2 separate regions of the Homo sapiens genome follow, and region 2 is linked to region 1. A link is an interaction called in ENCODE POLR2A ChIA-PET data of the cell type or tissue named here. Cell type or tissue: OCI-LY7. All regions are shown on one strand.

Region 1 (4,000 bases):
CCCCAGAGGCCTGCTGTTGTTTGCTCCTTTATTTGTTTAGTGACTTGGCTGGACTATTTCAGTGAAGTTTGTTTTCCTCACAGTGTGAAGCTTCTGACTGTTGCTCCTCAGAGGCACAGGCTTGGACAGGAACACAGTCACCCTGCGAAGACCCTGATTTTTGCAGGGCTCTCTTTGAGTGTCTTTCTCTGATCTCTCATTTAAGCTTTCCACCTCTGTTGGTACCACACCAACAGCTGTTAGAGTTCACTAATTTTGTTCTGTTGTTCTCCATAATGCCCTGGAACCTGAATTGCCTCACAGTCTGAGATCATTTAAATTCAGGCCTACATGTAGTCTTTAAGGTCAGTCTTTGAGACTTGTTCCTACTACATGAGAACTCTTCTTAGCTGTCTCTTTCTCTGGTTCTGTCTGTCAGACGTTTGGCTGGTCTGGAAGAGCAGTGGCTCACACCTGTTAATCACTTTGGGAGGACAGGGTGGGAGGATCACTTGAGGCCAGGAATTTGAGACCAGCCTGGGCAACATAGCGAGACCTCATAGCAGTCAACCAACAAACCAACAACACTTTTAGCTGGTCCGTGTGTTAGTGTGTTGTTCTCATGGAGCTTCTGGCCTCCTCTTAATTCTCAGCCACTCTTGCCTGGAATAAAGTTTCTGCAACATGCAGCTGGGGACAAAGAGAAATTCTGGCAGCCAGCCTGCCCCTCCCAGGAAGGTATCATAGCCCTAGGCTTGAGCTGAGGGGAGGGGAACCCTTGTTTGGGGTTCCATCTGCCAGGAGAAGAGCTTTCTTCTCACTGACACTGTGGGGGTGGGGAGGGAGTGCATCATATGCCACAGACCCTCACGATTCTTACTGAGAGTTAGATTTTCTTAGATAAATGTTCTCCATTTTAGAATGTCCTTAGCATAATTTCTAGAGACTTTTAAAGGTTTTGTTTTTTTAACAATAATTTTCACCAGTTATGGTTGTTTTGTTGGGGAAAGGGTCTGTGGAGCTCCTTATGCCACCCTTCTAGAAATTGGTTCTGGTAAAAGTTATAATGAATAATGTATAAGATGAAAAAACTGTACAGAAAGAGCTCAAGAAATAGCTCTCAAATCTCATGAATGTGGCTGGGCATGGTGGCTTACACCTGTAATCCCAGCACTTCGGGAGGCTGAGGTGGGCGGATCACGAGGTCAAGAGATCGACACTATCCTGGCCAACATGATGAAACCCCGTGTCTACTAAAAATACAAAAATTAGCTGGATGTGGTGGTGTGTGCCTGTAGTCCCGGCTACTCGGGAGGCTGAGGCAGGAGAATCACTTGAACCTGGGAGGTGGAGGTTGCAGTGAGCCGAGATCGTGCCACTGCACTCCAGCCTGGCGACAGAGCAAGACTCAGTCTCAAATAAATAAATAAATAAATAAAAATCTCATGAATGCAATCCCAAGTGAATTTAATTCAATGACTGTACTAAAACTTTCTTTGCAAAATGTTGTTCAGGCTTATCAATAGTCTTTCATTTACCTAATTTATTTTGTATGTTGATTCAGCAGATCGTTAGACTGGAATTCTAATGGAGCTAAAAGTTTTTATTCTATTATCTTTATTGAATGTTAAGAATGTTTGGCTTTTCCTGTACTTAAGTATGACTGTCTCTCTCTCTTTAATGTACTTCTACTCTAACACCTGCTTTTCTGTGGATGGGTTTTTGATTGGCTAGAAACTGGAGGAAGCAGCATCTCGTGCAGCAGAAGAGGAAAAGAAACGCCTTCAGACTCAAGTGGAACTTCAGGCCAGGTTCAGCACAGAGCTGGAAAGAGAGAAGCTTGTGAGTATCACATGGCTGGAGAAAGCAGCTGCAGTAGCTCAGCCTGGGTCGGTGGGAACAGGGAAGGGCTGGAGGCTACAGTGAGGCATGTCATCAGCTTGGCTTTGCTACTGACCTGGAATGGGCTGTAGGGGAAGTTGCATGTTTGTTCATTCATTAATTATCTGTTTATTGAACACCTTCTATGTGCCAGGCAGTGTGCCAAAGATGTAATGGCAAAAGACATAAACCTTGTTTTCAAGACTCCTAAGTGGAAATTTATGGAGCCAGGCATGGTGGCCCACTCCTGTAATCCCAGCACTTTGGGAGGCCAAGGCATGAGAATTGCTTGAGCCCAGGAGTTCAAGACCAGCCTGGGCAATATCTACAAAAAAAAAAAAAAAAAAAAGAATTAGCCAGGCCTGTTGGTACATGCCTGTAGTTCCAGCTACTTAGGAGGCTGAGGTGGGAGGATTGCTTGAGCCCAGGAGTTCAAGGCTACTGTGAGCTGTGATTTTGCCACTGCACTCCAGCCTGGGTGACAGAGCAAGGCCCTGTCTCCAAAAAAGAAAAAAAAAGAAATTTGTGGAATGATGTGATAAATGCTTGGTTAGGGTGACTATATTTCCTGGTTTGCCTGGGAGAGTCCCTGCCATTCTGGTATAATTATTAATAACATTCCTTTTCATTCTCAAAACAGTTCTGATTTGGAAAATAAATAGTTATGGAAAAAGTAAGCATAGGTTCCATGGTATATCTCCTCTGTAATAAGCAAGGATGGCGGGGGTGAGATCCTGAAATTGTGAGAACATCTAGAGTCTGATTTGTTGCTCTTGGCAGCTCCGGTTCATCCTAGAGGCTTCCATCTTCAAGAGACCCAAGATCCAGGTTGTCTTAGGTAGTTAGCTGGTTAGCTGGAACACAGGTCTTCTCACATTGAGTGATACTCTGTCAGAGAGTGCTAAGCCCAGTGCCTAAATAGATGCATGTGACATTTCCTCTAGTCACTTTTTGTTATTTAGAGTTGAAAGAGATGTGTTTGTGGTTCAGAGAAAAGAGGAAGGCAAATGTGATGTAGAGAAACAGCCAGAATGTCTGGTCTTGTTTCCTCTCTGGTCCTTCTTACTGAACATTGGCTTTTTCTTCTTTAAGTTCAGGATTATCACATGCTCTCTCATGACTCTTCTGAAGACAGAGTGAGCTAATGCAAGTGAAAATATTTTATCAACTGCAGAGAAATAGGCTAATGTGTTTGTTATATTTAGGATGTTCTTGTCTTGTAATTTTTAAGGCAGGGATTCAAAACTCTGTAATCCAGAAGGGAAAAACCATTAACGTATACAGATTAACTGAAATGCTTGAGTTCCTCTAGGGCTGGAGGTGCCCCAGGGAGTGGAGACAGCCAGGGAAGTGTGGGAGGAATCCCATGCTGGATGACCTTTCCTTCTTCTTTAGTGTAACACTAAAGAAGACTGGGAAAAGGTTCGTTTGCTCTGACTGGGAAAAGGTTCGTTCCTTTTAGAGAAGACCCTATTGGTAAAAAGATTGTGACTTTAAGACAGAAAGGAATTTAGAGAGAAATTACACAAGGAAACATTTTTTTCTTGACTTGAGTCTTAAAATGTGGAGTGGAAGGGATGGAAAATACAGCAGGGCAGAACATAATTTGGGTTATAATTTGCTCTTCCCAGACTCTTTCACTATTGCGATTGGGTGTGGTACCCTCATCTCCTCCATCTTTAAGTTCAAGGATTGAAGGACAGGGTCCTGCCACCCTGATGGGCTGAGGCTGCAGCTGTGGGCAACCCCTCAGGTGGAGGTGAGGCTTTCCCTGAGAAAGAAGTCAACCTGCATTTAAACAAGACCCTTTTATACCAACAGATCAGACAGCAGATGGAAGAACAGGTTGCTCAAAAGTCCTCTGAACTGGAACAGTATTTACAGCGAGTACGGGAGCTGGAAGACATGTACCTAAAGCTGCAGGAGGCTCTTGAAGATGAGAGACAGGCCCGGCAAGATGAAGAGACAGTGCGGAAGCTTCAGGCCAGGTGCCAGATTTGTTTGCAGACTTTGCCTTTATGTACTTTGCCTGGGCTAATACAGTTTCTTGGAATGACTAACACTCTGGTGGAGAGGGAGAAGTGTCTCTGCTCTGGCTGTGACTGAGCTCGAGGTGCTGTCCAGATTAGAAAGACTGTGG
Region 2 (4,000 bases), 95 kb before region 1:
GTGGCCCAGAATCCAAGTGTCTAAGAAGCTTCTGTTGAGGGAAATGTTTGCCCTGCCTGAAAGCAAGGGCAGACCTCTCAACTTCACACATGTCCACTCTGACCCTGTTGTAAGTCTATGGGCTGAGAGGGTACCCTGTGGACCACAGACAGCCTATAGATGTCTTTTGTTTAGTCCAATGGTGTTTTACTTTTGCTTTTTAAGTTGAATTGTTTGCCAAAATCTAAAAACTGATAGATTCACATGATCCAGGTTTCTGGCTTTTCTTGAAAAATGGAAGCTCTGGAGATACTGAAGCTCCATTTCCTCATAGTAACATCACCTGGATCGGAGTGAAGATGCTGTCTTTAGGTGGGGCCACCATTTCCTACTGCCTCACTCTGGTCAGTTTCATCCATCTATGGAACTTGCCTGGGCTCTGAAGCCATTTGAATTTTGGACTCTTGGCCTATGAAGTCCCCTTTGGTCATTGATAGAGAGCACAGCTGCCAGTGATCTGTTTCATTGTGTTCTCTGCTCTCACCTCCTCTATGAGAAATGATACTAGCAGATCAGTGTTTGCAATTCCTGCAGACGTGTCTTCCCCAAGTTTACATTTAATGCCCGACATGAAAGATATTTCACTACAGTTGAAAACATTTCTCATGTTACCTCTTGGTCCTCATATGAGGAGTGAGGGGATGAATCCCCACCCCCCCTTTTTTTTGAGCTGGAGTCTCACTCTGTTGCCCGGGCTGGAGTGCAATGGCACAATCTTGGCTCACTGCAACCTCCCCGTCCTGGGTTCCAGCGATTCTCCCGTCTCAGCCTCCCAAGTAGCTGGGATTACAGGCGTGTGCCACCATGCCCGGTTAATTTTTGTATTTTCAGTAGAGACGGGGTTTCACCATGTTGGCCAGGCTGGTCTTGAACTCCTGACCTCAAGTGATTCACCCTCCTCGGCCTCCCAAAGTGCTGGGATTACAGGTGTGAGCCGCCGTGCCTGGCCTGATGAATCTCTTTTTGAAATTTGTCTCTTTTTAGTGTTTCTAGGTTCTTTATAGTCCAAGGGGCTTCTGTGTGGGCAAAGGAATACCCTCTACAACTTCTAGTATAATTGATGTTCACTTTATCAAATTTATATGCCTAGTAAACAAAATTAGGACATAAGAATTTCTTTCTTTCTTTTTTCTTTTGAGACAGAGTCTAGCTCTGTCACCCAGGATGGAGTACAGTGGCATAATCTCGGCTCACTGCAACCTTCACCTCCTGGGTTCAAGTGATTCTCCTGCCCCAGCCTCCTGAGATTACAGACACACGCTACCACACCAGGCTAATTTTTATGTTTTTAGTAGAGACGGGGTTTCACCAAGTTGGCCAGGCTGGTTTTGAACTCCTGACCTCGGGTGATCTGCCTGCCTTGGCCTCCCAAAGTGCTGGGATCACAGGTGTGAGCCACTGAGCCTGGCCGGAAGTAAAAAATTCTAAGCTACGTTTTTACATTTAAATCCTAATTACAAACTATATTTCTTTTGGGTGAAAATAATAGAAAAGCTTGACTCAAAATGGCTTAAGCAATAAGGATTTTTTTTTTTTTTTTTTTTTGAGATAGGGTCTCACTGTATCACTCAGGTTGGAGTGCGGTGGTACAATCAAGGCTCAGTGCAGCCTCAGCCTCCTGGGCTCAAGTGTTCCTCCTGCCTCAGCTTTTCATGTAGCTGGGACCACAGGTGCATGTCACCATGCCTGGCTAATTTTTTGATTTTTTTTTTGATTTTTTTTTTTTTTAGAGATGGGGTCTCAATTTGTTGCCTAGGTTGAAAGGAAATTTATTATCTCCCATAACATGAAATCAGGAGGTAGGGTGGACTCGAGCACAATATGTCTGGGCTTGGGCTCCATTTCCTGTGATTCTCTCATTGCTGCCCTTCTCAGTGTATTTGTATCATCCTCAGCTAGCAATGTGGCTGGTGCAGTGCCAATGTCATATCCAGACACAGTTCAGAGGAGGAAGTGGGATTCTTACTATTTCCTTTTTTGGGGGACTGTGGAAACCTCTCCTAGAAGCCTCACAGTGGACTTTTCCTGAAACCTCATTGGCCAGAACTGTGTAACACACCTGTTCCTAAATGAACCACTGGCGAGAATGGGATTGCCAGTTGGCTTTCACTAATCATCTCAGAGTGGAATGAATGTTGGGAGTCTATCATAAGGATCACTACATAAACTTAATTTAAATTCCCTTAAAGAATCTAAATTACAATAATAGATTCAATAAGACTGATCTCTTAAACCCTGCAAACATCCTAACACATCAAACCACAGAGAGAAACATGAAAATAAAATGATCACAAAGGCTAAAACTACACTTAACTCTAATTTTAAAACATTAAAATCATGGATTTAATTTATTTTTATTGCCTCTACACTTATTCTTATAAGTAATATTTATTTTGGTATTTTTCTAGGGTTACAGTAATATTACTAGACCCCAAATTCAAATAAGAGTATTTCATACCGGCCAAGGTTGTAGGTTATTTATCTTATTTGTTTGAGATTGATTCTTGGCTGGAGCAGGGGACTTGGTGGCACCTTCTAAACCTTAGTCAGCACGCATTAGGGTGCCTCTTACATCCTTTTAACAACAGAATTGTATAAATTAATTTACATACCATACAATTCACCTGTTTAAAGTTTAAAATTCAATGGTTTTTAGTATACTCAGAGTTATGCAACCATCACCACAATCAGTTTTACAACATTTCCATCACACCAGTAAGAAACCCCTTAAACAGTCACGCTGCAATTCCCCCCTCCTCCTGGCCGTGGGCAACCACCAGTCTACTTTCTGTCCCTTTGAATTTGCCTTTTCTGGACAGTTCACGTGAATAGAATCATACACTATGTGGAGGCTGGGCACCTTTTAATCATTAAACTTTACTTGTTGTCAATGGCACTTGCCATGTCTATACTCTTCATAGGGGATTTCCTGAAATTATGTATTTAAACATTTTTTTTAGAGACAAGATTTTGCTCTGTTGGCCAGGCTGGAGTGCAGTGGTGTGATCATAGCCCACTGTAGCCTGGAACTCCTGGGCTCAAGAACTCCTCCCACCTCAGCCTCCCCAATAGCTGGGACTAAAAGCAAGCACCACCATGCCTGGCTAATATGTTTATTTTAATCTTTGGTAGAGACAGGGTCTCTCTATGTTGTCCAAGCTGGTCTCTAACTCCTAGCCTCAAGTGATCCTCCTGCCTAGGCCTCCCAAAGTGCTGGGCTTACAGGTATGAGCCCCAGCACCCAGTCTCTGTATTTTTAAAATTTTGCTTGGTTAGTATTATATAATTGATTATAGTGTCTTTGTTATACATTAACCTAGATGTTTGGAATGATTGGAAATATTTACATGCCTTATATATTAGACATTCACTCCCTTCCTTACTTCATTCATGCCTGTCTTCCATTCCACTTTCTTTTCTTCCTTCCACAAATATGTATTGAGCAACTTCTGTGTATCAGATATTGGAGTGCCAGGCCCTGGAGATCCAACAGTGGACATGCATGCACGGCCCTTTCCCTCGTGGACTCATGGCTTGGTGTAGTCCTGTCCCTTCTGCTGATGACTTGAGGAGGCCATGCCATGTGGGTGCTGCTGAGTTACCACTCAGAATGATACAGCAAGCCTTCAGAGCAGCTTCCTTCTCCTTCCCGTGTTTCCAATCTTTCCTCATCTCTTCAGCCATCTAACCCTTGACATACTATCTTCAGGTGTGTAATTACATAATGTATGCAGACTTTTCTGTAGATACATAACAGAAAAACAACTCATAAATATATATCAGGTTTGCTTTGTTATCAGGTTTTATTTGATTAAAATACTAAACTGTTTGTTTATCTCATACTTCGATTCTTCCATAAAAGGATTAAATTTGAAGCATAGTACAGGTTATTTATAAATAGCCAAAGTATACATGTGCAGAGCTAACTGGAAAATCTTACAGTTGAGCACTAAATTTAGTT

What was found. Peaks named below come from ENCODE experiments on the same cell type or tissue, not always from the same donor. Only the 100,000 strongest peaks of a DNase experiment are listed, where the experiment ranks them.
Region 2: POLR2A ChIA-PET joins it to region 1 with 11 read pairs; 3 of 35 experiments call an interaction of 5 or more read pairs at or near these places.

The regions. Positions count from the first base shown.
Region 1 is chr11:9,736,500-9,740,499 of GRCh38, forward strand. It overlaps SWAP70 (switching B cell complex subunit SWAP70), which reads left to right. Exons shown (of 12, transcript NM_015055.4): 8 at 1,714-1,821; 9 at 3,682-3,848. Among named protein-coding and RNA genes, the nearest start is that of SBF2-AS1, 20 kb to the right of the region's middle. RefSeq lists an enhancer at 3,957-4,000. In OCI-LY7, no CTCF peak of the experiment used is centred here; DNase peaks (open chromatin) are centred at 1,752 and 2,812; H3K4me3 peaks cover 2,498 bases; H3K27ac peaks cover 4,000 bases.
Region 2 is chr11:9,641,127-9,645,126 of GRCh38, forward strand. No RefSeq gene overlaps it. Among named protein-coding and RNA genes, the nearest start is that of SWAP70, 21 kb to the right of the region's middle. In OCI-LY7, no CTCF peak of the experiment used is centred here; a DNase peak (open chromatin) is centred at 1,920.